2 separate regions of the Homo sapiens genome follow, and region 2 is linked to region 1. A link is an interaction called in ENCODE POLR2A ChIA-PET data of the cell type or tissue named here. Cell type or tissue: PC-9. All regions are shown on one strand. Each heading gives the region's core, and the rest is flanking DNA. Links, peaks and the distances in the headings are about the cores only.

Region 1 (15,257 bases), core at 6,121-8,620:
CGCCAAGATTGCAACACTGCACTCCAGTCTGGGTGACAAGAGCGAGACTCAGTCTCAAAAAAAGAAAACTAAGAAATGTCTGATTTCAAACATGCTGGGCCGCTGCTCATCCTGATGCCCGATACACTCCTGCTTATCAAGCCCTGTATTGCCCGCGTAGGTGCAATGCACGGTCCCAGACCTCAAAAGGAACAGAGGCCCAGCTAGCTCTGTGACCCAGGAGTCATGCCTTCTACCGGCTCCTTTTCCCATTCAGAGATTTGCCTGCTGCTTAAAAAACTCCAATCAAGCATTAGCATTCAGCATTGCTACCAGATGAAGGGTCTAAAGTCAAGTAAACTGAATGACCAGCAGTGATAACCAAGTACTACGTCGAGGGTCTTGGGTGAAACACTAAAGCCAACTAAAGACCCAAGTAAAAACTCCCTAAGTCCCAGGGTGGGCCCCCTTGTCAAGGAAGAGCGGGAAGCCACACTCTAGGGACAGCTGGTGGTTTTGAAAAACAGGTCCAAGGTGGGGGAGGGGCTTGAGGCAGGGGCCAGAGTCATGGAGGAGGAAGGGCATGGACCTGAGGGCCTTTTCTGCTGATGCTCAGAAAATCATTTGGCATGTGGAAATCCCAAAGAAATCAGCATTTCTGGGGATTTCCTTCTGTGATGTTAAATGCCAACAGGACTCGGGACTTTTCACTTAATAACCAGCTAATGAATTAACAAAACTGTTCCCCTTTTTTGTATAATAAGGAGGCTGTCGGTTGATTTGCCCTTTAATGGATTAATTAACGGGTGGATGTCCAGGCCCTATGCCCACTTCGGAGGGGGCATTAAACGGCCCCGAGTCCCCATTCCTTCCCCTAAGAACACAGTGTCGTTTGAGTCACCACAAAAGCAGAAGAGACTGTCCCCACTAGCCTTGAAGCATCCACGTGCCATGGGGCACAGGGGCCCGAAACCATCCCAAAGTTCCAGGGAGCTGGGAGACGCTCAACCCTCCAGATGGCAGAAGAGGCTCTGCCCTTTCTACTATTGACAATCTGAAATAAAACAACAGTGTTCTCAGAAAGTCCTGATAAACCCTTAAGATGCAATTTCTGAAGCCCTTAGGAGCTGCTTTTGAGATTCAATCCTTAAATAGGTTTTATTACCAAGAAAACAGGATGCCTGGATCTCCTGCATTGCTGCCTCAACCCTCCCTGCTGAGCTTCTAAAAACGTCCAATGTGGCTGAGCGAGGGGTGGGGGATTCCTGCATATTCAAGGGGCTGCTGTGATCACTTAGCCACAGGTAGAGTCCCTTTTTAATTCTGCCCAAGTGGACAGCCGTGCAGCACGTGCTTTCTTGACCACTTAGGCTAAGGCTGTAGAAAACACCAAGTTTCTTGGAGTCCATTGCCCTTGAGGAGTGGAATCTCCTAGGAGGAAGATAAGATGAACATATATGGGGTCATTAGAGGGCAGCAGAAGGCAGTTATGAAGGGGGCGGGGAGGGTGACTGTGTGTGCATGTGTGCAGGTACACGTGTGTGTGTGCACTTGCACCCCACAGTCTATGGGTGTGCATTCCAAATAAGTGTGCACAATTTTGGAGTTGTCCATTATTTCACAATGTCCATTCTTTGCCCTGACACCTCACACGTATATGATTTATTAGAGATAGACTGTGGTATGGTTTTGTTTTTGCTTTTTTGTTTTTTGGGTTTTGGGGTAGTTTTGTTGTTGTTGTTGTTGTTGTCGTTTTGAGATGGAGTCTCACACTGTCGCCCAGGCTGGAGTGCAGTGGCCTGATCTCGGCTCACTGCAAGCTCCACCTCCCGGGTTCACGCCATTCTCCTGCCTCAGCCTCCCGAGTAGCTGGGACTACAGGCGTCCGCCACCACGCCTGGCTAATTTTTTGTATTTTTAGTAGAGACGGGGTTTCATCGTGTTAGCCAGGATGGTCTCGATCTCCTGACCTCGTGATCCACCTGCCTCAGCCTCCCAAAGTGCTGGGATTACAGGCGTGAGCCACCACGCCCAGCCGGTTTTGGGGGTTTTTTAAGAGACAGGCTCTCCATGTGTCAGGCTGGAGTACGGTGGCACCATTATGGCTCACTGCAGCCTTGAACTCCTGGACTCAAGTGATTCTCCCAGTTCAGCCACCCGAGTTAGCTGGCACTACAGATTCACACAACTATGCTCAGCTATTTAATAACTTGTATTAATTTTTTTTTTTGAGACAGAGTCTTGCTCTGTCGCCCAGGCTGGAGTGCGGTGGCACAATCTGGGCTCACTGCAACCTCCACCTCCCGGGCTCAAGTGATTCTCCTACCTCAGCCTCCAAAATAGTTGGGACTACAGATGGGTGCCACCACTCCCAGCTAATTTTTGTATTTTTAGTAGACACAGGGTTTCACCGTGTTGGTCAGGCTGGTTTCGAACTCCTGAATTCAGGTGATCTGCCTGCCTTGGCCTCCCAAAGTGCTGGGATTACAGACGTGAGCCACCGCGCCCAGCCACTTTTTATAATTTTTTGTAAAGACAAGGTCTCACCAGGTTGTCCAGGCTAGTCTGGAATTCCTGGCCTCGAGCGATCCTGGAGGATTACCCAGTGTAATCCCAAAGCACTGGGATTACAGGTAGGAGCCACCGCACACAGCCCACTTCTTTGTTTTTCTTATTTACCTTTATTTTATTTTATTTTTCATTTTATATTTTTTTTGAGACAGGGTCTCGCTCTGTCACCCAGGCTGGAATGCAGTGACACAATCTTGGCTCACTGCAACCTATGCCTCCCAGGCTCAAGTGATCCTCCATCCTCAGCCTACCAAGTAGCTGGAACAACATGTGCAGATCACCACGCCCAGCTAATTTTTGTATTGCTTGTAGCGACAGAGTTTCACCATGTTGCCCAGCTAGTCTTGAACTCCTAGACTCAAACAATCTGCCCATCTTGGCCTCCCAAAGTGCTGGGATTATAGGCATGAGCTACCACCCCCAGCCTTTTGTTAATTAGTAGTTTCTAATATTTCAAGATCAGGAGATTTCACATAAAAGCCAGGTATCCTATCTCTGTTGTAAAATGAAAAGATGTGATATTCCAGGTTCACATTTTCACAAAGAAGCACCAAGCAGCTGGAGCTAGGTAGTAGCTGCCCCCTTCAGATGGGGCATGTGCTTACAGGTTCACTGTAGACCCCACCACTCCCTAATGCCTTACGTTCATCCTGCTTCCCTCTTTAAGGTTACCTATCTGTGCCTTCTAGATGCGGGAATTTGTAACTTCTGTCTGGTAGAATGAAGGATAGCTCCCAAAGATAAGCAGGGTCTAATTCCTGGAATCTGTGAATGTTACGGTATATGGCAAAAGAGAGTTTTCAGGTGGAATTATGTTAAGGGTCTTGAGGTAGGGGGATCACCTTGGATTCTCCTGGTGGACCCTAAACGCCATCACAAGTGCTATCGTAAGTGGGAGCCAGAGGGGAGATTTGACTGAAGATGCAAGTGAACAACAGAATTAGAGTTGAGAATGATATGGCCATAGCTCAGAAATGCCAGAAGCTGGAAAAGGCAAGGAAGGAATCCTCCCTAGAGACTCCCCAAGAAAACAGTCCTGCTGATGCCTTGATTTTAGCCCCCTAAGACTCATTTCAGACATCTGGCCTCCAGATCTGTAGCAGGGTAAGTTACTGTTGTTTTAGCTACTAAATTAGTGGTTGGTTGTTACAGCAGCAATGGAAAAGTAATACATCCTGCCAGCTAGTGAGCTCAACAAATGCCTTGAGTGCCCAGAGTGCAGTGGGCAGGCCCTACCCTTGAGGAGCTCGTACCCTAGAAGGAGAGGACAAAATGATCATGGCAGTGGAACGTGATCAAAGCAACAGAGGGATAAGCCCCAGGGACTCTAGGAACATACCTGAGGAATCTCTAATCCAGGACCGCAGATTTCCAGAAGGGGCTGTTTTCCAGCTTTACTTATAGGAGACATGTATGCATCCATCTCTGCTGAGCAGCAAAACTCTGCCATGGCCTCAAGCGTGCTGAGGCCAAGGGACATGGTGTGTGTGCACGGGTAGGTGGAGGCAGGGGGAGGCCCTGCGGAGGGAGGGAGACTCCTCACCTTGCACGCTGGATGAACTGGGTTGCTTTCTCAGCATACTTCTGGGCAAGGCTGCTCAAGTTCACCGGCTGCTCCACAATGTTGAGGTTTTCATAAAGAGGGAGGGCCACGTCAGTGTAACAGTCTCTTTGAAGGTTCCTGTGTGGAAACCACAGACCATAGAGTATTCATTTCCTACGTACTCACGGAGCAGAACTAAATGCTTTAATGCAACAATGCATATGCACATAAATACAACACTCTGGCCCCAAATGATTTTTCTGGTTGGCCATTTCCTCCAAGTGTAAAAGTCTATGCATAATGCTTTCTTCCATTCCCTTTGAATAGATATTTATGTTCCATGGACGAGCTGACCACTCTGTAAAGCTTGCAAAGACTCTCGTGAGCTAGGGACATTATTTTTTATTACTTGCATTTTGCGGGGAGAGAAACTGAGGTCTAAAGAACCTAAATGATGTCAAGCAGAGTCCCACCACCAATCAGTAGCCCCATTGCTGGCTTTCTCTGCTGTCTCACTTCAATCCCAGCCTCTGTGTATGGCGTGCAACTCAGCGTTTTCCGAAGTCAACAATTGGGACTTCATGTAATAGCAGGTCTGTCAATAGGACAGAATATATAAGATGGGCCAGGTGCAGTGGCTCATGCCTGTGATCCCAGCACTTTGGGAGACCGAGGCCAGCAGATCACTTGAGGTCAGGAGTTCGAGACCAGCCTGGCCAGCAGGGTGAAACCCTGTCTCTACTAAAAATACAAAAATTAGCTGGGCATGGCAGTGCACATCTGTAATCCCAGCTACTCAGGAGGCTGAGGCAGGAGAATCATTTGAACCCGGGAGGCGGAGGTTGCAGTGAACTGAGATCATCCCACTGCACTCTACCCTGGGTGACAGAGTGAGACTCCATCTCAAAAATAAATAAATACATAAAAAGGAATACATAAGATGGGTTGGGACAATTTTAATTTTAAGCCATGTTTGCAGAATTTGGAGAAACTTCAGCAGTTGGAAAAAAAATAAGAGTCAAACTAATAACATCTCCTGGAAAAAAAAAAAAAACAAGCTCATGGCCAGACGCCGTGGCTCACGCCTGTAATCCCAATACTTTGGGAGGCTGAGGCAGGCAGATCACCTGAGGTCAGAAGTTCAAGACCAGGCCAGGCACAGTGGCTCATGCGTGTAATCCCAGAACTTTGGGAGGCCAAGGCGGGTGGATCACCTAAGGTCAGGAGTTCAAGACCAGCCTGGCCAACATGGTGAAACCCCATCTCTACTAAAAATACAAAAATTAGCCGTGGTGCTGCACGCCTGTAGTCTCAGCTACTCAGGAGGCTGAGGCAGGAGAATTGCTTGAACCTAGGAGGCGGAGGTTGCAGTGAGCTGAGATTGCGCCATTGTACTACAGCCTGGGCGACAAGAGCAAAACTCCATCTCAAAACAAAACAACACAAGCTCAAGTTTTGGTCTTACAGATTGAAATGAATCTGACCCATAGCTGCCCATCAATGTGGCTGAGTCATGGTCTGACTCTGGTCATGATCTCTGGCAAGTTACTTAAGCTCCCAGAGTTATCTCCTTATCCGTAGCATTGGAGGGCCTGTGCCATCCTTACAGGGGTGCTGGTGGTCTAAGGGAGATAACAAATGGTTAGTGCATTGCACACATCTTCAGTGTATTAGGAATTCTGAAAAATCTCAAGCTCTCAGTCCTGGTCACCAAAGAGAACCAAGAGAGAAGCTGAGAGCAATGCAGACAGAGGTGGTAATGAATGGAGTTCTCTCAGGCAAATACGTCATCCTAATAGTGCTGGGAAGGATTTGTGAAGAAATCAAAACTTGCCATCACACCTACATGCACACACACCCCATTACAGAAATATAGGAGATATGGTCAGACTGTGTGGATAATTGTCAAAAACCACAATTTTTGTTTTGTTTTGTTTTTTTGACACAGGGTCTCACTCTGTCGCCCAGGCTGAAGTGCAGTGGCACAATCTCAGCTCATTGCAGCCTCAAACTCCCATCTTAGTCCCTGAGCAGCTGAGACTATAGGTGTGTGCCACCACACCTGGCTAATTTTTGTATTTTTTGTAAAGAACGGGTTTCACCATGTTGCCCAGGCTGGTCTCAAACTCCTGAGCTCAAGCAATCCACCCACCTCGGCCTCCCAAAGTGCTGGGATTACAGGCATCCCAAATTTTTTAAAAGAGAAAAAGAATTATCACCATGCTGGGCATTAGAACACTAATCGCATATTTATGTTGAATTTTTCAGCTTTTTATTATACCATTGCAACTCCATGAGTCATTTACATTCTTTCCTGTTTTTCTCTCTCTCCTAAGCCACCCATTATTTCTCTGTTTGATTTTTTTTTCTTTTTTTCTTTTTTTTTTTTTTTGAGACAGGATCTGGCTCTGTCACCCAGGCTGAAGTGCAGTGGCATAATCTCAGCTCACTGCAACCTCCTCCTCAAGCCATCCTCCCACCTCAGCCTCCTGTGTAGCTGGGACTACAGGCATGGGCCACCACACCCAGCTAATTTTTGTATTTTCTGTAGAGATGGGGTTTTGTTGTGTTGACCAAGCTGATCTCAAACTCCTGGGTTCACAAGGTCCACCCACCTCAGCCTCCCAAAGTGCTGGGATTACAGGAGTGACCCACTGCACCTGGCTTTCTACTGGATTTTTAACATAGATTAAAAAGAGATTTTTAACATAGATTAAAAATTAAAAAATAAAAATAAAAAAATACAGAAGGAACAGGATTGAAATAAAAAAAAAAAAAAAAAGAACAAGAAGAAGAAAAAGAAGGCCAGGTGCAGTGGCTCATGCCTGTAATCCCAGCATTTCGGGAAGCCGAGGTAGGCAGATCACTTGAGGTCAGGAGTTCAAGACCAGCTTGGCCAACACGGTGAAACCCCATCTCTACTAAAAATACAAAACTCAGCCAGGCATGGTAACACAAGCCTGTAATCCCAGCTACTCAGGTGACTGAGGCAGGAAAATCACTTGAACCTGGGAGGCGGAAATTGTAATGATCAGAGATTGTGCTACTGCACTCCAGCCTGGGCAACAGAACGAGACTCCATCCTTCCAAAAAATAAATTAATTAAAATTTTAAAATTTTAAAAAGAGATTGGCTGACATATGTCATACCTTCATATGGCCAGGTGTGATTACAGGTATGCCCAGCAGGCCACGGTGGGTAAGAAGGGCAGCAGGATGCTCTATAGCCTCGCTTTTCATGCCATAATGTGCAGAATCCCTGGGCTGGTTTTTGTTTTTGTTTTTGTTTTTTGAGACGGGATCTTACTCTGTCACCCAGGGTGAAGTGCAGTGATGCAATCATAGCTCACTGCATGCATAAGTCTTGTTAAAAAGCAGACCTGGGGGTAGGATGTGAATCTGTGCACTTCTACCAAGCATGTAAGTGATATCCACCATGCTGGTTCAATGACTATGCTATGAGTAGCAAAGATAGGAAGGGCATATGGGCTCTGGACTCAGAGAGACCTGGATTGGAATCTCCATTCCTACCTCTTTCCAGCTCCGGTGTAACCTGGGCAACATAAGCTTCCTTATCTGTAAAATCAGGTATCAGGTTGGTGCAAAAGTAATTGTGGTTTTACTTTCAACAGCAAAAACCGCAATTACTTTTGCACCAACCTAAGAAATACCTACCTCACACAGTGGTCACGTGGATTACAGATAAATATAGACAGTGCTTAGAATGTAACAATTTCTCAATAAATACCCACTATTATATTAACTATTGTTTTATAGATAGACGAGCTGAGACTCACCTTTCCCAAGTGGCTCAGACAACTGTAGCCTTAGAAATAACCACAGTGCTCTGTCCGAACAAGGGAACACGTGTTTTGTGCTGCTTTATTACCTGAGTGAGGCTTATCATCTTTTTTTTGTGATCATAAATGCATCTCAGGATACTTAGGAAATACAATGACAAAGAGGAAAATAAAGAGAAAGTGGAGAAAGAGTCACCGCTGGGTGCGGTGACTCACGCCTGAAATCCCAGCACTTTGGGAGGCCGAAGTGGGCAGATCACCTGAGGTCAGGAGTTCAAGACCAGCCTGGCCAACATGGCGAAACCCCGTCTCTTCTAAAAATACAAAAATTAGCCTGGTGTGGTAGTGGGTACCTGTAATCCTAGCTACTCAAGAGGCTGAGGCAAGAGAATCTCTTGAACCAGGGAGGCAGAGGTTGCAGTGAGCCGAGATCGCGCCACTGCGCTCTAGCCTGGGTAAGAGAGCAACACTCCATCTCAAAAAAAAAAAAAAAGAAAGAAAAAAGAAAATGAAAACCCTGAGTCCCACGACCAGAGAGATTCCTTGATAACATTATGGCATATCTCCTTTGAGTCTCCGTTGATAGGACTACAAAGATAGGGTTACAGAGCTCATTAGGATCTTACCGTTGATGACTTGCTTCCTGCTTTTTTTTTTTTTTCACTTACTATTATATCATAAGCATTTTCCCATTTCATTAAATGTTTTTTCAAAACATCCTATTTGGTGCCTGTTTGGCATTCCAACATCAGAATGCTGGCTTAGTTGTCCATGCGGGGAGAAGCTCAAAAGGAATCCTGTTCTCTCTCTCTCTGTCTCTGTCTCTCTCTCTCTCTCTCTCTGTCTCTCTCTCTCTCTCTCTCCTCTGTCTCTCTCTCTCTCTCTCCTCTGTCTCTCTCTCTCTCTCTCTCTCTCTCCTCTGTCTCTCTCTCTCTCTCTCTCCTCTGTCTCTCTCCTCTGCTCTCTCCCTCCCTCCCTCCTTATGTCCAGTGTCTGGGCTAGAAGCAAAGACAGCAGGCAGAGGAGGAGGGAGGCCCCACATGTGTGAGACCCTAGCAGCACAAGCCTCTCCCTAGCTGAGCTCAATAGTCTGAGGAACCTGTAAAAATTTCAATAGAAGAATTTTGTGGACCTCATCGTTGAAAGGTTTCTTGCACTCCCTGCAAATAACACATTTAAATTTGCACAGAATGTACCGTGTATCTTATTTGCCGTCTTAACTGTTTCCTGTCTGCATCTTTAATTTATTGCTGATGGACCACAGTCTTGGAACTTTGCCTTGTCCTGGAGCCTATCGCAAATGTGTCAGACAGCATTACCTTGATGGTCCATCACCCTGTGGACACGCTGGACAAGGAGGGTGGTTGTAGCCTGGAGTATCAGTACAGCCCATATCATGGCTATATGGGATTCCAAAGTAGTAATCAAAACCTGGAATAGAAGCAACCGGTTAGCACCCCCACGTGGCTGCGACTCCATGTGCTTGCCTTTGTACACCCACGACAAAAATGTAATTTCCTATGATTTAATACTGCAGTGCTATAGAGTATGTAATTATAAGAGGATTTGATTAATATCCCTTTGTAGTATGCATAGAAAATCACTTTGCTGGGTTCTGGCTGTTAGATTAGATTTGCAAAACATCTTGTGATTAGAATTAACCCAGTTTGGGAGGAAGTGGAGAGAATTATTGAATGCCTAACATCTTCAACGAAATTATGGACATACTCAGTATTTGGTGAAAACCTACTATATACATGACACTTTAAGGGATAAAAAAAAAACAGTTGTTCTTAGCTGCCACAACCACAGAGAAAAAAAAAATTATAAAAAATTTTTTAGAAAGAATAAATTCTGCCTTCAAGAGACTTTTCATGTGAGGAGAAAATAAGATATAAAGATTAAGAAATAAGAGATGAATAGGTGAGCCAACAAGAGTGATCACAGGAAGTTACCCCCGATAGAGATGGTGGGATGGGGATGGGGCAGGAATCTCAAAATGCGCCTTGAAAGATACTGCCTTTCAGCTGGGACTCAAAAGGCTGACAGAATTTGGGCTTGGAGTGGTGGAGTGAAGGTGAGGGATGGAAGGGTGTGAGCATTGAAACCCAAAGCCTTTGTGTTGAAGTTTTCTTCTGAGTTCCTCCTTCCTTCTATCTCTTCTCCAGCCCAAGCTTTATTTATGTATTTATTTATTTTATTTTATTTTATTTTATTTTTTGAGACGGAGTCTCGCTCTGTCACCCAGGCTGGAGTGCAGTGGGGAAATCTCGGCTCAATGCAAGCTCCGCCTCCCAGGTTCATGCCATTCTCCTGCCTCAGCCTCCTGAGTAGCTGGGACTACAGGCACGTGCCACCACGCCCGGCTAATTTTTTGTATTTTTAGTAGAGATGGGTTTTCACCGTGTTAGCCAGGATGGTCTCAATCTCCTGACCTCGTGATACACCCACCTCAGCCTCCCAAAGTGCTGGGATTACAGGTGTGAGCCACCGCGCCCGGCCCAGCCCAAGCTTTTAATCAAAGGCTATAGCTGCATATGCAGCTAGAATGCAAAAATTCTCCAGAAAAAGGAAACCTTCCCCAATTACCCAGGTAACTGCTTCAGCTCTCTTTATTTCCTAGAGGTAGATAGAACTCGAATCTCACAAAGAATTGCTATTTCTCATTAGCCTCAAATTCCAGGCCCAGGAGTAGGGAGAGCTGTGTTTTCAGCTTCAACTCCTGCCCCTCCAAATCGTTTTTGGCCCTCTCTATAAGCACCCTTCCTAAAAGAAGCAAGCTCTCTTCAGTTCCCTGTGAGCCTCATGCTTTGGGGCCTCGGTGGCTTTGCCTGGAATTATCTGCTCTGTGTCTCTCACAGGTGAAACTGCATTAGCACTTCCCAGCCCAGTTTGAGTGTGAAGTTTCCTACAGAATTTCCCTGCTCTTCACTGCATCCCGCCTGCCACAGCCCTGCACTCAACCCATTCTCCTAGTGTAGCCTACAGACTTTTTATCATCTGGGTAATACCGTCTTCCCCATTAGTGATGCACTCCTCGAGTTAGACATTAGATCTTTGCCAACCCAATATGTGGTGTATGTAGAATAACTAGTAGATGCTTGTCGTATTTTTTTTTCTTTTTGAGACGGAGTCTCAGTCTGTCTCCCAGGCTGGAGTGCAGTGGCACGATCTCAGCTCATGCAACCTCCACCTCCTGGGTTCAAGCGATTCTCGTGCTTCAGCCTCCCGAGTAGCTGGGACTACAGGCACCTGTCACCACGCCCAGCTAATCTTTGTATTTTTGTAGAGATGGGATTTCAGCATGTTGGCCAGGCTGGTTGCAAACTGCTGACCTCAAGTAATCCACCTGCCTCGGCCTCCCAAAGTGCTGGGACTATAGGCATGAGCCACCATGCCCAGCCTGTTTGTTGTATTTTTAAAAAATTGATATCTTCATGCTAACTTGGTTTGCACAAATGGATTTAGCTACCCCCTAGGTACACAACATAGCCCTGAAATGCTACTGCATCTGGTATCAGGATGACTCTCCACCAAGGAGAGCAAACTTCTGCCGGAAAGAGCCAAATAGTAAACATTTTAGGTTTTGTGGGTCAGATGATCTCTGTTAAGGCCACTCAACTCTGCCATTGTAGCGCAAACACACCCACAGACAATATGTACACAAATGACTGTACATATTGGCTGTTTTCTTTTTTTCTTTTTTTTTCTTGAGATGGAGTTTCAGTTTTGTCGCCTAGGCTGGAGTGGTGCAATCTCAACTCACTGCAACCTCCACCTCCTGGGTTCAAGCGGTTCCCCTGCCTCAGCCTCCCAAATAGCTGGGGTTACAGGCATGCACCACTGTGCTGAGCTAATTTTTTATTTTTTTAGTAGAGACAGGGGTTCACCATGTTGGCTGATCTCAAACTCCTGACCTCAGGTGATCCACCCACCTCAGCCTCCCAAAGTGCTGGGATTACAGGCGTGAGCCACCATGCTTGGCCTTGCTGTTTTCTAATAAAATTTTATTTACAAAAACAGCTAGCATACTGGATTTGGACCACAGGTCTATGCCAACCACTGATCTAAATCATAGGCATCCTCATACCCCAGTGTTAGAAAGACCTCGTTGTGTTTGCAGGAGCCCTGACCTGAGGAACAGCCCAGGGCAGCAAGAGGAGCGTGGGTGCTTAGAAGGAATGTGTAAGTGTGCTTGGCATAACCCAGGGCATGTGAAGTTTTTTTCCGACTTCCTCCTTCATTCTATCTCTTCTCCAACCCAAGCTTTTAATCAAAAGATTAACCAGGCATGGTGGCGGGCACCTGTAGTCCCAGCTACTTGGGAGGCTGAGGCATGAGAATCACTTGAACCTGGGAGGCGGAGGTTGCAGTGAGCCGAGATCATGCCACTGCACTCTAGCCTGGGAGACAGAGTGAGACGGGGAACCAGGACAGTGCACCGCAGAGAGGATGTAAGAGGCAGGAGGGAAAAGGAGTGAACTTGGACATAAGCATGAAGAAACCTCAGAGTGTCCATGCCAGAAGGCTTTTTGGAATTGTCTGGTCCAAAGAGCAAATAGGTAGGAGGTACTCTTTCTTCCCACTTCCCACACCCACAGGAGACACCAGATCCATCATGGTACCACTTCCTGCTGCATAGGAGCTGGTCTCAGTATCCCCTCACCACAGGAATATGCCCTCAAGGTGCCAACACCTGATCTGGTCCAACCCCTCAACTGTCAAGTGAGAAAACTGAAGACCAAGGAGGAAACAAGTTCTGGAGTAATTTTTAGTGAGTGCAAAAGCCAGGTCTTCACTTCTCCCATCTGTCATTTTTTTTAAAGCATGTGTGGATGATGCCACGAATGCCCACCTGGGAAAAGGGGCTCAAGGGAGGAGAGGGAGAGGAATGAGCATCAAAGGGGAGGTAAGAGTTGAAGAAGACGTCAGCCAATGGGGTTACTGACCAGTGGGTCCCTGCTGAAGGCTGGCTCCAGGCCAACCCTCTGAAAGTCATTCTCCAAATGCAAAAATCTTCCAATGCAAACCTTCCGCCAGGTCTAGGACAGAACAATTCAGCCGTTTTCCATAGAGATAGGGAGAGATACTGGGGCAGGGGAGGGGAGAAGTCTGCAAAATAGTCAGAGAATCACATTTGCTTATAAAATGGCAGAAGAGGAAGGGGCCAGGGACAGGAGAAGCCACCAAAGCTGAGATCATGGTAAATGCCTTTAAGAGAAAGTCCACGGCTTCCTATAGGAAATGGAAAAGGTCAGTGGCACGAACTGCAACTTTGAAAAACCATCAGTAATTCAGTGAATTGGACGTTTGGAGAATCCGCCCTTCAGCAAAGTGATTTTCAGAGAACCAGCTTTGGTAGCTTGATCTTGGCCTACTTCCCCAAGGCCAGAGGGTGAGGAAGCAAAGGCTGCAGGAAGAGGCCAAGAGGCAGCATCTCCTGTTTGGGTCTATGGCCAGGTTTCCTGCTTCGGTGAACCCATCAGTCAATTTTTACTTCTTCCCAGATTAGCCATGTCTGGACCTCATGGGGCAGAATGTTCCCTGAGGTGTAAAGAACCGAGAGATGGCAAAAAAGCTGATGGGCCTGTGATGGGGCAGTTGGAAGGGCAAACAGGCACCAAGGAAGGACAGTCAAGGAAGATGCCAGCAAGTGGGATGTAAGGTCCCGGAGAGCCCTGGCACCCCAAATGCACTCAAATGACCTCGTGAACAAAGATGTCCTAACTTAGGGTTGCCCCCAGAGACAGGATGGCTTAGCTGTTCATGGAGTCTTACACAGAGACCTTTATTTTCTGTTTCCCAGGTAACAAATCCCCAAAAGAATTCTTACCACGGAAGTTGGGGTGATAAGAGCCGTGGTGTCCAAGATGCCATTTGCCTGTAGAAAAACATAAGAGAGATTTTCAGAGGAATCCCCATAGGGGTACCACAGCCCCCTGAGGAGCTGATCACACACTCAGCTCTCCATTAGCTTCGCCTCGCACTGTGGACAAGCCAAAAGAAGCTGCAATGTGGTGTACAAGCCAGGCTTTGCTCTCTGGGGCCGAGACGGTGTCCACAGGGACACATAAAGGATGACCCCAGACTCACACGGGAAACCACAGTGAAAGGGGAAGACAGCCCATCACCAGGAGCCCGGAGAAGCCTGAGCCTCTGCCCCTCAAAGAGGGCTCCACAGACACAGCAACCCCACATGGGCTCCTTCACTTTGCCCTCCCGCGCTGGGGCCCTGCAAAGGCACCAGGAGGCCCAGGGTGCAGGTGCACCGCCCCACATCGTCTCAGAAATGCCCGCTTCCTGCCTGGTTTCATCATCTTCCTCTCTGGCCAACATCAGCAGCCCGCAGTTCAAGCACCGAGACACCTACGGGGCAGCAAATGAGGAAACTCAGACACCCTGCTGCTCCTCGGTCTGCAAATGCGCTCAGTCTGGGGGAATAATCGGGCAATGTGTGGCAAGAGCTCTGACAGTGTCAGAACTCTCTGATCTGCTCTTCCGCTCTGAGGAGTAGACCCCAGGGACGCCACCCCCATGGTGAGGGGGCAAAGAAAAGAATGTGGTACAAAGATTGAGACGCTGGCAGCATTAAACCGCTCAAACGAGAGATTAACGGGCAACCACAGGAGTATGTCTAAGTACATTATTTGATGTGGCCTCAATAAGGAACTATCGATCTATTTTTTCAAGACAACTGCATGTAGCAAAAATTAAGAATCGGTGAAACTGGATGAAGGGCCTCTAGGAGTCCATTATTCCCTCCCTGCAACTGCTCTATGGGATTGAAAAAAAAGATTAATAAAAAATTGAGAGAAATGGGCTCTCAATTTCTCTCAATTGAGTGGCTCATGTCTGTAATCCCAGCACTTTGGGAGGCCGAGGCAGGCGGATCACATGAGGCCAGGAGTTTGAGACTAGCCTGGGCAACGTGGCAAAACCTTATCTCTACTAAAAATACAAAAATTAGCTGGGTGTGGTGGTGCACGCCTGTAATCCCAACTACTCGGGAGGCTGAGGCAGGAGAATCACTTGAACCCGGGAGGTGGGGGTTGCAGTGGGCAGAGATTGAGCCACTGTACTCCAGCCTGGGTGACAGAGTAAGACTTTGTCCCAAATAAATAAAAAAGATTGAGAGAAATGTATTAAGCATTATGTGAAATATTTGGATTAAACATTACATGAGAACATGACATTATATTAAAATTATGAAAAGTATTGTTTAATCATAAAAATTATACTATGTAAAATTATATGACATGGAAACATAGAATAATGTGAAAGGGGGAAAAGTGGAGCCCAGTGGTATTCGCACAGCTAGGCAACACATAAACATGGACCAAGATTAGAAGCAAAGTGTGAGTGTTG
Region 2 (15,257 bases), core at 5,183-7,682, 89 kb after region 1:
GACTTCTCCATTTTGAAAGAGAAAAGTTTTATTTGTTATGCATTATTTGGTCTCTTTGCAACACTGGGATTCTTTGCACCTTCCTTGTACATCATTCCTCTGGGCATTAGTCTGGGCATTGACCAGGACCGCGCTGCTTTTTTATTATCTACGATGGCCATTGCAGAAGTTTTCGGAAGGATCGGAGCTGGTTTTGTCCTCAACAGGGAGCCCATTCGTAAGATTTACATTGAGCTCATCTGCGTCATCTTATTGACTGTGTCTCTGTTTGCCTTTACTTTTGCTACTGAATTCTGGGGTCTAATGTCATGCAGCATATTTTTTGGGTTTATGGTTGGAACAATAGGAGGGACTCACATTCCACTGCTTGCTGAGGATGATGTCGTGGGCATTGAGAAGATGTCTTCTGCAGCTGGGGTCTACATCTTCATTCAGAGCATAGCAGGACTGGCTGGACCGCCCCTTGCAGGTAATTTAAATACACAAAATACAAACACTTGTCTACTTTCCCTTGTGAATTGTGCTAGCTTCCTGTTCAAGCCATAAAAAAAACTTACTGCCGTTTTATATTTCCATTGAATTTTAGAGCTGCCAGGGATTAGAGATTACCTGAGCCAGCCCTCTTGATTTAAATATGAGGAAACTGAAGGCCAAAGAATTGAAGCTAAAGGTCAGATGGTAAATTAGTGGTCGATTCAGGACTGGAAGCTGTGTCTGTAGTCCAGATTGACCCTGGCCTTTTTTTTTTTTTTTTGAGATGGAGTCTCGCTCTATCACCCAGGCTGGAGTGCAGTGGCGCAGTCTCAGCTCACTGCAACCTCCACCTCCCAGATTCAAGTGATTCTCCTGCCTCAGCCTCCTGAGTAGCTGGGACTACAGGCACCCACCACCACGCCTGGCTAATTTTTGTATTTTTAGTAGAGATGGGGTTTCACCATGTTGGCCAGGATGGTCTCAATCTCTTGACCTCGTGATCCGCCTGCCTTGGCCTCCCAAAGTACTAGGATTACAGGTGTGAGCCACCGCACCCGCCAACCCAGGCTTTTTCTGTCACCTTGCCTTCTCTCATGCTAGGCAAGAACTCATGGATTTATCACCTTCAGAGCCCACCTGACTTTTGGAATGATAGAACTAATGGACTTCTGTAAGTCATCTTCCTTTCTTAGGAAAGGTATTTGGGAATGGATAGCAGCACTCTGTAAATACCTAACTGATTTGTACAGAATATTTCCTTGTAGGAGGGACATAGGTATGTTTCATATCTTAGATCCCAAATGGGTCTTTAAAGTGTTTGTGATTAGAAATCGTACCCCCTGTCAAAAGATACCTAAAACGGGCCGGGCGCAGTGGCTCATGCCTCTAATCCCAACACTTTGGGAGGATGAGGCGGGCGGATCATTTGAGGTCAGGAGTTCCAGACCAGCCTGGCCAACATGGCAAAACCCCATCTCTACTAAAAATACAAAAGTAGCTGGGCATGGTGGCAGACACCTCTAATCCCAGCTATTCGGGAGGCTGAGGCAGGAGAATCGCTTGAACCTGGGAGGCAGAGGTTGCAGTGACCTGAGATTGCACCATCGCACTCCACCTGGGGCAACAAGAATAAAACTCTGTCTAAAAAAAAAAAAAAAAAACCTAAAGTGAACTCAAGTGAAAATAATACAGTTCCTTCCTACCGAAGAATATTACCTTTTCAAAGAAGTATGCATCGAAATGTCCCAGGTTTTAGGTCCTCTGCTAGGACAGGCTTAGCCCAAGAAGAACAAGTATATTGGGTGTTTGTCTCTTTCTCCTCTCCAGTCTAGTAAAGATTTCTGCCCTTAACACCCATTTTTCTTTAGAAACACAAAAGAAAACAAGGAAGGCAGTGAAACTGAGAGGCTTCTGAATGGGATGGTCGCCTGGGTGAGGGGCTTATGTCTAGGAAGGATGCTGTTAACGGACGCCATGCTCTCTTCCAGGTTTGTTGGTGGACCAAAGTAAGATCTACAGCAGGGCCTTCTACTCCTGCGCAGCTGGCATGGCCCTGGCTGCTGTGTGCCTCGCCCTGGTGAGACCGTGTAAGATGGGACTGTGCCAGCATCATCACTCAGGTGAAACAAAGGTAGTGAGCCATCGTGGGAAGACTTTACAGGACATACCTGAAGACTTTCTGGAAATGGATCTTGCAAAAAATGAGCACAGAGTTCACGTGCAAATGGAGCCGGTATGACACACTTTCTTACAACAACAGCCACTGTGTTGGCTGGAGAGGGATGGGGTGGGCCCAACGGGGACACAAGGAGGCAGAGGAGCTAACCCCTCTACTCCACTTTCAAAACTACATTTTAAAGGGAATGTGTATGTGAAGAGCACTACCAACATCGCTTTTGTTTTGTTTTGTTTTGTTTTAAGCTTTTTTTTTTTGCTTGTTTTTAAAGCCAAAACAAAAAACAACCAAGCACTCTTCCATATATAAATCTGGCTGTATTCAGTAGCAATACAAGAGATATGTAGAAAGACTCTTTGGTTCACATTCCGATATTAAAATAGTGACATGAACTGGCAAAGTGGTTTTAAAAGCTTTCACGTGGGATAAATGATTTTCTTTTTTTCTTTTCTTTCTTCCTATGGTCTTGTCTGAATAAACTACTCTCCTGAATAAAACAACATCCAACCCAGGTCATTGAAATGAAATTGGCCAGTCAAAAAAAAAAAGACTTCAATCATTTTTAAAATTCCTAATTTTCAGAAATATGAATAAATAGTTTTTGTTAAACCCTTTGTAAAATACCAAGGTTCCCGTTAACAAATTACGGCCTCTGCTTGCTGGAAATGAAATATAGTTTAAGACCAAACATTTTACTAATAAACAAATTTTAAGTATATATATATATATATAACTTGAACTTCATAAATGTGAAGATTACCACTTCTTTTTATGGCCAGTCCTTATCAGAAGTGTTTCAGTACAGAATATACAAAATGGCATTTAAAAATGTGTTTCCTGTTGCTTTTAGTTATACAGAAATATGTGACTGTAGTGTCTTTAATTTAAACCGCTATTTATTATTAAGTTATTCTAGGATGATTAAAGTAATCAAAAGAAATAAAATCTGAGACATAAGCAGCATTTTTACCTCCTTTCTGCAATCCTTTAAATGCCTCACAGAATACGTCTTATCTTGTAAAAATACTTTCATAAAAGGCCAAGTTGTCATGATTCTTCCATTTGATTAGGGGCAACGTGTGCTATTAAAGGGGAAAAAATAATGGATTGCAAATCGCCTTAGCTTTCAAAACTAATTTGTTTTATCATTTAAGAATACTTGAGGAACTTCTTTGATCAGAATTATATTTCAGAGAATTGTTAAAGCATTTCTGATTTAAAGAAAAAACCATCTAATTATTGAAGCATTTCTGTATTTCACATGGGGGTAACAGAGACAATTATGTTATAGCGAGTTACAAGTTGCAATTTACATCTTCTATAACACATGACTTGATTGGTCTAAGTTGCCAGAGGTATCGGGTAACTGGTCATTGTTTTGTTTTGTTTGTTTTATTCTTCCTTTTTTTTTGGAGTCACACTACATGTATAGTATTGCTCACGTTAGCAGTTTTCTGTAAGGAGGGCAAGTGTCAGGATAATAGGTGGACTTTTTACTCACCTATTTTACCACAATCTCACCCTGCAGGTGATGGTCAATGCTTGCTGCTCCATCTTTATTCATCGTTAATGTTAATTTATGACAACTCAGGGGGAAAAACATAACAAGCCTAGTTTGGTTACAGGTACACACAAGCTTGAATATTTCTCTGCACTGAAATGAAAGTGGCATAGTTCATCACCACCTGCTACATTTTGTAGAGCATCTTATCAGCCATAGAAATAGGACAATCTATAAAACTTTGGGGAGGGTGGGGGAGGAAATGACAAAGTGTCTGTCAAAAACAGGCATAATCTAAAACAAGGTGGATGTAGCAAATCTCTGTCACTGCTTGAGAACTTTGAGCTTGTGGCAGTTTTGCAGACTTACATGACTTCAGCACTTTACGACATATTTTTTACTATGAATGTTCAATACAATTTAATATTTATAACTGATTTCTGAGGGATCTGCTCCATGTCTATTCTGTTATCTGCATGAAAACAAAATGTATGCCAATTTCAGTATGTCAATAATCAAGGTTTTAAATGTTTGGAAGAAAATACAAACAAGATTGCTGATCTGTTCTGTATTAGTGACATTCTGGTACTTCTAGATTTGCAATAAATTTATGGATTTTTTATTTAAAGAGACCGATTCTCTTCTAAGATTTTTTATTGACTCTCACAGCATTCAGTGTTTGAGGCAATTAAAGTTATAAAAACTCACCAAAGATTCACTCCAAATAAATAATTTTTTAACGTTTATCTTCTGCAAAACCTTTTAACTCTACTAGAGACACATAAAGTTTCCCAAGAAGTTTCTACTGAACTTTTTATTTACTTATATTTATTATTATTATTTTTTGAGATGGAGTTTCGCTCTTGTTGCCCAGGCTGGAGTGCAATGGCACAATCTCAGCTCACTGCAACCTCCGCCTCCCAGGTTCAAGTGATTCTCCTGTCTCACCCTCCCATGTAGCTAGGATTACAGGTGCCCGCCACCATGCCTGGCTAATTTTGTGTATTTTTACTAGAGATTGGGTTTCACCATGTTGGCCAGGTTGGCTTCAAACTCCTGACCTCAGGTGATCCACCTGCTTCGGCCTCTCAAAGTGCTGGGATTACAGGTGTGAGCCATCATGTGCAGCCTAAACTTTTTTATGTCTTTTTTTTTTTGTATACTTTTTATACAAAAAAAAAGTATATATATACATATATATACTTTTTATACAAAAAAAAGTATATATATACATATATATACTTTTTATACAAAAAAGTATATATATACATATATATACATATATATACTTTGATCATTGAAAACAGGACGATTTTATTTTATGTTGAGTTTCATACGAACTATTTTAAAGCACCTTAGAAAAAGACTAAATAATTCAAGGGAAGTATTAAGTAATGAATAACAGAAGAGGGAAATAAAAATTAAACAATATAATCAAATGAAGAAGCATATTTTCATCTAAGAATTGAAATAAGAATGAAAGCATCAATGGAATTTAATTATTAATCAAAAATACATGAATGAAATGATATCATGGTAGCCAGAGTAAGCCTATCAAAAGTCATAAAGGCAAATAGTTAAAGACCACAACCAGTTACAGAGTCATTCCAAGAACTGTTGCAACCTGTAAGTAAACAGCACAGACTCTACATGCCAGGGGTTGGCAAACTTTTTCTGTAAAGGTCCAGATAGTAAATATTTAAAGCTTTGCAGGCCATGAGGCCTCTGTCTAGTCAACTCTGCCATTGAGGGTCAAAAGCAGCCACAGACAATATATAAATGAATGAACGTGGCCATGTTTCAATGGAATTTTATTTACGGATACTGAAATGTGAATTTCACAAGATTTTCACACAGGAAATATATTTTTTTTCAATCACATAAAAATGTTAAAAAAAAAAAAACAACACACACTATTAGCTCTCAGGCTGAAAAAAAAAAAAAACAGTGGACTGGATTTGGCCTGTGGACCACAGTTTCCAGCCCCTTCACCACACATCTGTAACACCGGCACAGGTCAGTACCGCCAGAAGCAAAGCTCTGAGAACTAACATCCTGACCCATGGGAAAGGATTCATTGTGGTCAAAGTAATTCTTAGATCATAACTGCCCCAAAATAGGAAAGATCAAGCAGCTAACACTTTTTCATTGTTGTTGTTGTTTTGAGACAGAGTCTTGCTCTGTCGCCCAGACTGGAGTGCAGTGGCACAACCTTGGCTCACTGCAACCTCCACCTCCAGAGTTCAAGCAATTCTCCTGCGTCAGCCTCCCAAGTAGCTGGGATTACAGGCGTGCACCACCACACCCAGCTAGTTTTTGTATTTTTAGTGGAGACAGGATTTTGCCATGTTGGCCAGGCTGGTCTCGAACTCCTGACCTCAAGTGATCTGCCCACTATGGCCTTCCAAAGTGCTGGGATTACAGGCATGAGTCACCGTGCCCGACATTATAGCTAACACATTTGTTAATTACGTTTTCTTTTTTCTTTTTTTTTTTTTTTTCTGAGATGGAGTTTCACCCTTGTTGCCCAGGCTGGAGTGCAGTGGCGTGATCTCCGCTCACTGCAACCTCCACCTCCTGGGTTCAAGTGATTCTCCTTCCTCAGCCTCCAAAGTAGCTGGGATTACAGGCATGTGCCACCACGCCCAGCTAATTTTTGTATTTTTAGTAGAGACAGGGTTTCGCCATCTTGGCCAGGCTGGTCTCAAACTCCTGATCTCAGGTGATCCACCCACCTCGGCCTCCCAAAGTGTTGGGATTACAGGCGTGAGCCACCACACCAGGCCGCTAATTATGTTTTCATTTCCCCTGATTAAAAAGATTCTGCTTTAAGCTTGTTGACTTCAAGAGGTTTCAGTATAAACCTTATGTAGACTTTCTCTACCCAAAAGTAAAATTATTCTACTTATAAAAATGAGTTGGGCCAGGTGCAGTGGCTCACGCCTGTAATCCCAGCTCTTTGGGAGGCCAAGGCGGGTGGATCACCTGAGGTTGGGAGTTCGAGACCAGCCTGACCAACATGGAAAAACCCCATCTCTACTAAAAATACAAAATTAGACAGGCATGGTGCTGCATGCCTATAATTCCAGCTACTCGGGAGGCTGACAGGAGAATCACTTGAATCCAGGAGATGGAGGTTGTGGTGAGCCAAGATTGCGCCATTGTACCCCAGCCTGGGCAACAAGAGCGAAACTCCAACTCAAAAAAAAAAGAGTTGAGACCATGTACTCTTTTAAGACCTATGTATCCGTAACTAATACAAAATGTGTCCAAACCTTTTAACAAAGTTATACATTTTATACTCCAATAATATGTAATGTAGCTTTTCAGCATTTATTTGCCTTTCCCTTTGCTTAATATCTGGTGATAAAACAGAAAATGGATTCTATGTCAGCATTCTTGTGGCGCAGATTCAAATCACCAGGTGGTATTTATTACATTTAGATTTCCATACTCCAATTCAACTATTGTAAATCAGAAATCATCATGATCCTTCAGCTGGGCGTGGTGGCGCACACCTGTAATCCCACCCAGCACTTTGAGAAGCCGAGGCGGGTGGCTCACTTGAGGTCAGGAGTTCGAGACCAGCCTAGCCAACATGGTGAAATCCTGTCTCTACTAAAAATACAAAAATTAGCCGGACATGTTGGTGCGTGCCTGTAATCCCAGCTACTCGGGGGGCTGAGGCAGGAGAAGCACTTGAACCTGGGAGGTGGAGGTTGCAGTGAGTCGAGATCACGCCACTGCACCCTAGCCTGGGCGACAGAGCAAGATTCCATCTCAAAAAATAAAAATTAAGAAAAAATAAAAAAGAAATCATGATCCTTAGTTTCACAAGTTTGCAAATATGGGGCTCACCAATAGGGAACTAGAGTTTAGAAGCCATTGTCTTTAATTCTTTAAACCGTGGCCAGGTGTTGTGGCTCATCCCTGTAATCCCAGCACTTCAGGAAGCCACGGTGAGTGAATTGCTTGAGCCCAGGAGTTCAAGACCAGCCTGGGCCACATGGCGAAACCAAAATTAGCCAGGTGTGGTGGCTCATGCCTGTGGTCCCAGCTACTCAGGAGGCTGAGGTAGAAAGAGCACTTGAGCCCAGAAGGCAGAGGTTGCAGTGAGTCCAGATGGCATCACTGCACACAGCCTTGGCAAAGAGTGAGACCCTGTCTCATAAAAGAAAAATAGTAATGGTTATGCACATTACTTAAAATGACCTATTTAAGGAATTCAGACATGTTACACGCAAAAATGATCACTGCTATAAGTATACATTGCATTGATAAAAGAGAAGCTGCCCTTGTTTTCAGATTTGTGTTTATATTGCATGTGTCCTAAGTGAGGGCGATCGTAGCGTACAGCTGGGCCAGCCGCCGTTGCATAAGTAAGGAAACTGGGTCCCCCTAGTGTTCAGTTCTCGTTAATGACTCTCTAAAGGTGCAGAACAAGAAAAGTGGCAAGAGAACTTACAACTTCCCTTTCCATGTAACAACTCACCCAAATCAAAACTACTTCAATGACTATCCATTTCCTACATGGAAAATTAGACGGGAAACCTGATGCCCAGAACATTTCACCAAATATTATTGAGAAAATACAGATTGTGGCCATGTATTTGTGTCATTTATATGCCTTTCCAGCAACTCAAGAACAAGCACGCTAACTTCCCTAACAACTTATACACCCTAGAATTCAACCAAAACTTTAAGCACCCTCTCTGCACTGGCACCTCCCATTCTTAGTCCCAACTTTGTCCCTGAGCTCCTGATTTATATCTGCCCGCATGGCAGGGCATGGATATAAAACTAGGCATCTTCTACTTAAAGTGTCCTCAGCAGAACTCTGGATCATCCTCCTCAAACCCACTCCTCCACACATCCAATCGGCTCTCCTTTCTAAATATATCCAGGAGCTGACTGCTTCTGCCAACTGCACCAGGACCCTTGATCCAAGCCAATATCATCTTAGCTGGATTATTACAGTAGTCTTCTAGCTGGCCTGCCTGCTTCCACTCTTGGAACACGCCACCCCCACCTTAATTTTCCATACAGCAGCCACAGTAATCCTCTTACAGCACAAGTCTGAACTAAATCCTTAGCAATGGGCCCTGCATGAACTGCCTGATGGATACTATTACTTTTCCCTCTGCTCCTGCTACACTAGCCTCACTGGCTCTTTTTCTGGGGGGGTTGGGGGGGCAGTCTCGCTCTGTCGCCCAGGTTGGAGTGCAGTGGTGCAATCTTGGCTCACTGCAACCTCCGCCTCCCAGGCTCAAGCAATTCTCCTGCCTCAGCCTCCCGAGTAGCTGGGACTACAGGCGCCCGCCACCACACCTGGCTAATTTTTTGTATTTTTAGTAGACACGGAGTTTCACCGTGTTAGCCAGGATGGTCTCGATCTCCTGACATCGTGATCCGCCGACCTCAGCCTCCCAAAGTGCTGGGAATTCAGGCGTGAGCCACTACGCCCGGCCCTTTCTTTTTTTTTTTTTTGTTTGTTTTCGTTTGAGATGGAGTTTTGCTCTTGTCACCCACGCTGGAGTGCAATGGCACAATCTCGCCTCACTGCAACCTCCGCCTCCAGGTTCAAGCAATTCTCCTGCCTGAGCCTCCTGAGTAGCTGAGATTACAGGCACCCGCCACCACACCCAGCTCATTTTTTTTTTGTATTTTTAGTAGAGATGGGGTTTCGTCATGTTGGCCAGGCTGGTCTCGAACTCCTGACCTAGGTGATCTACCTGCTTCAGCCTCCCAAAGTGCTGGGATTACAGGTGTGAGCCACCACGCCCAGCCTCTCTTACTGTTTCTGGAATTGTTCTTACTGTTGCAAGCTTCAGGCCTTAGCATTTGTGGTTTCCTTTGCTTGGTACTCCCTTCCCTGAGATGTGTATGCAGTGTGACCCTTCAATTTGATCACTTCCAAATGCCACCTCCCTAGGGAGGCATTCCTGTCTATCCTATTCAAAATGGTACTTGTTTCTATCCATTTACTTTGCTGTTATTAGGTTATAACAGCATCCACTTTGGGAGGCTAAGGTGGGCAGATTGCTTGAGCCTGGGAGTTTGAGACTAGCCTGGTCAACATGGTAAAACCCCTCTCTACAAAAACTACAAAAATTAGCCAGGCATGGTGGCACATGCCTGTACTCCCAGCTACGTGGGAAGCTGAGGCGGGAGGACCACTTGAGCCCAGGAGGCAGAAGATATAGTGAGCCAAGATCACACCACTGCACTCTAGCCTGGGTGACAGGACAAGACTCTGTCTCAAAAAAATAAATAAAATAAAATAAAGCATCTGTTTACTCCTTGACTCTCTGTCTCATCCACTAGTGTATTAGGGTAGGAGTTCTTTGTTCACTGCTGTATTCCCAAGGCTTTGAGCAGGGCCTGGCACCCAGTAGGCGGTGCTCCATGAATATTGTTGAATGAAAAAATACATGAATGAATGAATGAGTTATAGACTTTTTTCCCTTTAGTTACACAAGAGAAAAAAAATGTTATCTATTGACAGTTACAGTTCAAGAGAGTCTGTGCTGCTACGAAACAGCTGGATAACCATAGGACACTGAAAGCACTGTGCTGAGAACCCACCGGCTCAGCATCTGAGGATGGATGGGTCTCAGAGTGCCCAGCAGTAGTGTACTATATGGGTGGGTCAGTTGTAAAGAAGAAAAAACTGATCCATGAGCAGACACTAAAGAAAACAGTGGGATGAAATCAATACTGGGTTAAGTATGGAGGTCTGTGGGTTTTAACATACTGCCTCAATAGATTTTGTTTCAACTATTTTCCAGTAGACTTTTTTTTTCCATAATGCTTTCTTTTAATGCCTCAACTAGTCGGAAGAGCTTTACTAAATATTGCAACTCTTGGCCGGCCATGGTGGCTCACATCAGTAATCCCAGCACTTTGGGAGGCCAAGGCAGGCAGATTGCTTGAGCTCAGGAATCCAGACCAGCCTGGACAATGTGGAAAAAACCCCATCTCTAAAAAATAAAAATAAAAAAAATACACGGGGCATGGTGGTGCACACCTGTAATACCAGCTACTTGGGAGGCTGAGGTGGGAGGACCACTTGACCACGGGAGGTGGAGGCTCCAGTGAGCCGTGATCATGCCACTGCACTCCAGCCTGGGCAACAGAGCAAGACCCTATTTCAAAAATAAATAAATATTGCACCTCTCTTTTTTTGGTACTAAGGCAGAAGTATATAGACTGATTTCTCCAACTTTGAGCAACCCCAGATGACTCTACTTGAACAGAAAAGAAATTGACAGTTTAATCGTGTATAATCCCTTGTAAACAACCCGGGGGAAAAATGGTTAGGTTCTGGTTGGTGATATTTTACTTCAATGAGGTCATGCAGCACAGTGAAAACAACGAATAACTCAACATTAGGGAGACTTGGGATCTGATCCCATTTTTGCCATTGGTTAAACAACAAGCAAGTTTACTCGGCTGCTGCAGGCTTGTGTCCTCATGCATGAAATGGACTAAATAATCTCCACATTATTAATGCTTTACGACTCTGCTTTCCAAAAATGGAAATGCATTTGAAGACAATACCAGGCCCTTGAAAATGAAGACGGGAGGGTAAAAAACAAGCTGCAACAGAGAACAGTATCAAGCTTTTAAAGAAACAAGTTAACACCGAAGCCAGAGGCCTTTAATGTAGACATTAAACGGTGTCTACATACACCCTTTCAGCTTGAATGTCAACACCGGCTGTACTGACAGAAGATTTACATGACCTTTTCCTGAAATAAGCCTTCCTCTCCTAGTAACTCAATACCACGGGTACATTTTTCCAGGTACACTAGAGTTGGGTACTGGTCTAGAGCTGCACTGTCCAATACAATAGACACAAGCCACATGGGGCTGTTGAGCACTTGAAAATGTGGCCAGTTGGAAGTAAGATGTACTGCAAGTGTAACAAACACACGGGAATTTGAAGATGGTACAAAAAAAGGACATAAAACATTCAGCATTGATATTGATTGAAATAATATTTTGGATGCATTGGATTAAACAGAATATACTATTAAAATTAACTCCACCTGCTTCTTTATGCATTTGCTAATACGACTACTAGAAACATCAAGCTTACATATGTGGCTTGTATTATATTTTTGTTGGACGGTGCCACTCTAGATATCAGAATCTACAAAGTGACTGAGATTCAAACTCTTCAATGAAGCACTTTTTAAATGCTCTACTTGAGAATTAATTCCACTCACTGCTCTGCTGCCGTCGCGGTCCTGACTTTCCAAGGCTGTGCCCAGAGCGCGGCACACGTGGCTCTCACACAGGCAGGCCTGCACGGCACGCAGCAGTGGAGGAGGTTACCCTGGGTCGCTGACGCCAGGGGAAGCCAAGCGACCGATCCCACACTTCTGAGCCCCGCCGGGGAAGTCCCCGGGCGCGGAAACAGGTGGTGCGCCGGCGGTTCGCAGCTGCTGGGCCCGCCGGCCTGGGCGCAGCCGGGGACAGCGACGCGTTTCCTGCCCGGGAAGGGCCCGAGCGCAGGGCCGGCTATAGCGGTCCCGCAGCTGCCTGCTTCGATTTTAGCACTGCTGCTCCCAAGAGGGAGCAACGCGGCCCTCTGTCCCTCGTAGGGCTTGAAATGTAAATTATTCATATCAGGGGAATGTGTGCTTCAAAAAGCAAGCTGGACAAGAACCGACGGGTAATCCTCGACAAATTCTTCTACTTAACCCTCACCATTAGAAGTCTGAGGCCTGAAAAATCTCTTGACCGGAGAGATACTAACTCCACAGGTGCCCAGGATCAGGATCTATGACATAAATGAAAAACATTCCAAATTCACTGATTTTTAAGAGTATTTAGATAGTAGAAAATTATTAATTCTCTTTATTAGCTCAATACTTTGTTCAGCCAGCATTTGCAGAGCAAAATCTGCGTGGATTTATTTAGTGAAAATTATCTTTTAAAACCACAAAGATTTAACCATAGTACATAAAATTTAGTTGCAGTAAGCAAATTATATTTTTAAGCTGAACCCTAAGAAATTATCCAAAAATATATAGTTATACACAGCACTTATGATTGCTGAACAAATGAATCATATAAAATTTATGTTTAGTTCAATTTTTAGCAAGAGTGAATGACTTCTTAGATGATTTTTCTCCTAGTCTCATAGTGCAGTGTAGACACAAATGGACCTTATTTATTCAACTAGGCAAATCTTAGTTCAAAAGAGTTTGTGACAAAGGCTGACCTACAGGACTAAAACCGTGCTTGCCTTGTAGGAAAATAAAAAAAAATGTAATCGAATGGACAATAATTTTTTAAATACATTATTCAAGGAGGAATAAGCCCTGTAACAGAATCCATAAAACACCATGCTCCATCAGTCTCTTTTTCCTAATAGAATGACCAAGTATTCTCTCCAATTAATTTTAATAGCAAACCACCATTTTCTAAAATGACTTAAATGGGTTCAATCAAGTAGAATGACTCCAAGGGAAACCACTGACTCAGATATGAAATGTGCCTTACATCATACTCCATACATCAAAGACTATACTTTCAGGGATCATTTCTATACTTTGTTACATCATACTGCATACATCAAACAATGAAGAATCCAGGTTTCAAATTACAAATACATATATACCTTTAAGTCTTACCCTCAAGGTAAGATAGGAAAGTGGGAAATGCTGTCTGCTCACTGATATTCCATAAAATATTCACTGTAATTTCTGGATTTCCAAGATACATCTATCTAGCAGAGGTGGTTTGTCAAGTCTGAGCTTTTCCACCTGTCCACCCCCGTAGCAATGGGGCTGATGTTCACACCCTGCAGACCATCATCAGCATTCATGGCACCCCGACAGATAACCCCATTAAACTCTCTCCCTGACTCAGGTAAACACTTCACAATGTAATGTGAGGAGGACATTATTACTGAAATAAACCTGAAAGCCGCTCTAAATCTATAGAAAAAGTGCAACACTCACAAATATAAATACCATTACACACTATTTGTAAGATCCCTCATAAATGACTATGTTATAGCTGAGACCTGCAGCGGAACTCCCACCACCAAATGTTGTGGTAGTGTAAGGACCATTGTTATTTTCACTTGCAAATATTCCTGATAGGTCATATTTTAAGCTGCTAAAAACTGATACAAGCTGTTCATTCTTTCAGGGATAAGGTGACAACCAGCAAGAGAAAAAAACAAGGTAATGCACTTGAGACAGTAAGGTAGGCTCTCGGAAAAGGAGGGCTGTGGTGATCAGAGCCCACGGACGTCCAAAAATGTGACTTGGCTGGGCCTAAAAGAGGGGAGCGGCTCTTCTAAAAACAAAATCACCCCCTGGAAATTATGTTGGTTGGTTCCTTGGGGCATTGAACGGTTCTTTTTCAAGTTATTTACTTGCTCGTTACCGCCAGTCCCAGCTTTCTTGGGAGACCTAAACATATTTGGGGAATGGAAATAATGTGCTTGCTGCCACAGACCAGGCCAGTAAGATGAGAAGATAAAGAGTTTCTAGAGTTTTTATTATTCAAAATGAGTTTCATTTCAATTCAGGTACTTGAAAGAAGGTTCTAGTCTGTTACTTTGACACAGCACAAGATCAGTAGTTTATTCCAATGAAGTATTCCACCCAAATGAAAGCATAACATGCAAGTAGTTATTTATTTCAATCACTCCTATTTGAAGGTCCTCATTTTTGGAGAACAGCCAGGCATTTTATTATCCACTCTTTCCATTCCTTAAAGGCTTCCACGGGTTTCGGTAAATTCCCATTATCCTCGTGACTGTGTTCTGGAGTTGCTCCAGGTGTGTCAGAAGATTCATCATCAATCCACCTCACCAGTGCCTGGAAAAACATGAAAGATGCGCACTTCAACAAACCACAGCAAAATACCATCAGGCAAGAGAGAAGCATTGGCTTCTAGATCATAGGGTGACATATTACCCCATGAAGACGCTGCATTTGATAATGATGGTGTGAATATGAAATAATGCTAATGATATACTGAGTGAAATGGCACGTACCAAATACACACAGAATTACAAATGATGTCAAAAGTACGCACTGAAAAAAGATGAAAAAGAAATACACTCATTCTTACACTTTGTTTCTAGCATAATAGGATGTTATTTTTTCTCAACTTGCTAAATATTCCACAAGGCATTATATTACTTTGACATGTACGTATATACATATATAAGTGTCCACACAGGCATGGGTAGACATATGTATGTGAAAACACATGTGTAGACATTTCTGTGCAGTCACCTGAATGCAGTCATACCCATGAGTAGACACATGAATGTATATTGATGTTTGTGGGCAAGTGTGGGCACACACACACACATACTGAGATTAGGTACTTTCCTTCTTCCTTTTTAAAGAAAATCATTTTTTTCCTCCTAATGAACATCATACCTCTGTCCCATATTTGGAAAGGTAAATCCTGTCCACACACTTATAGGGTTTAAAAAATGAACTCTGCCACACATATCAATATTTATTCTGTTCTGCAAAGTCAAGCTCTCTTGCCCTAAATGGAAGAGAAGCAAAGAAACTTCTTCCACTATTTCTCATTGAACTGTAAGCATAAATCACTCAAAGGCAA

Evidence for each region. Peaks named below come from ENCODE experiments on the same cell type or tissue, not always from the same donor. Only the 100,000 strongest peaks of a DNase experiment are listed, where the experiment ranks them.
Region 2: POLR2A ChIA-PET joins it to region 1 with 39 read pairs; 5 of 35 experiments call an interaction of 5 or more read pairs at or near these places.

The regions. Positions count from the first base shown.
Region 1 is chr17:68,345,641-68,360,897 of GRCh38, reverse strand. It overlaps ARSG (arylsulfatase G), which reads right to left. Exons shown (of 12, transcript NM_001267727.2): 4 at 13,726-13,773; 5 at 9,212-9,323; 6 at 4,094-4,231. Among named protein-coding and RNA genes, the nearest start is that of ARSG, 62 kb to the right of the region's middle. RefSeq lists enhancers at 4,091-4,150, 14,015-14,154, 14,175-14,284. In PC-9, for the core only: no CTCF peak of the experiment used is centred there; DNase peaks (open chromatin) are centred at 6,397 and 7,647; H3K4me3 peaks cover 602 bases; H3K27ac peaks cover 2,500 bases.
Region 2 is chr17:68,256,051-68,271,307 of GRCh38, reverse strand. It overlaps AMZ2 (archaelysin family metallopeptidase 2), which reads right to left. Exons shown (of 7, transcript NM_016627.5): 7 at 14,153-14,494. The coding sequence ends at 14,339. It overlaps SLC16A6 (solute carrier family 16 member 6), which reads left to right. Exons shown (of 6, transcript NM_004694.5): 5 at 1-469; 6 at 1,962-4,282. The coding sequence ends at 2,212. It also overlaps a transcript of ARSG not described here. Among named protein-coding and RNA genes, the nearest start is that of AMZ2, 16 kb to the right of the region's middle. In PC-9, for the core only: no CTCF peak of the experiment used is centred there; no DNase peak of the experiment used is centred there.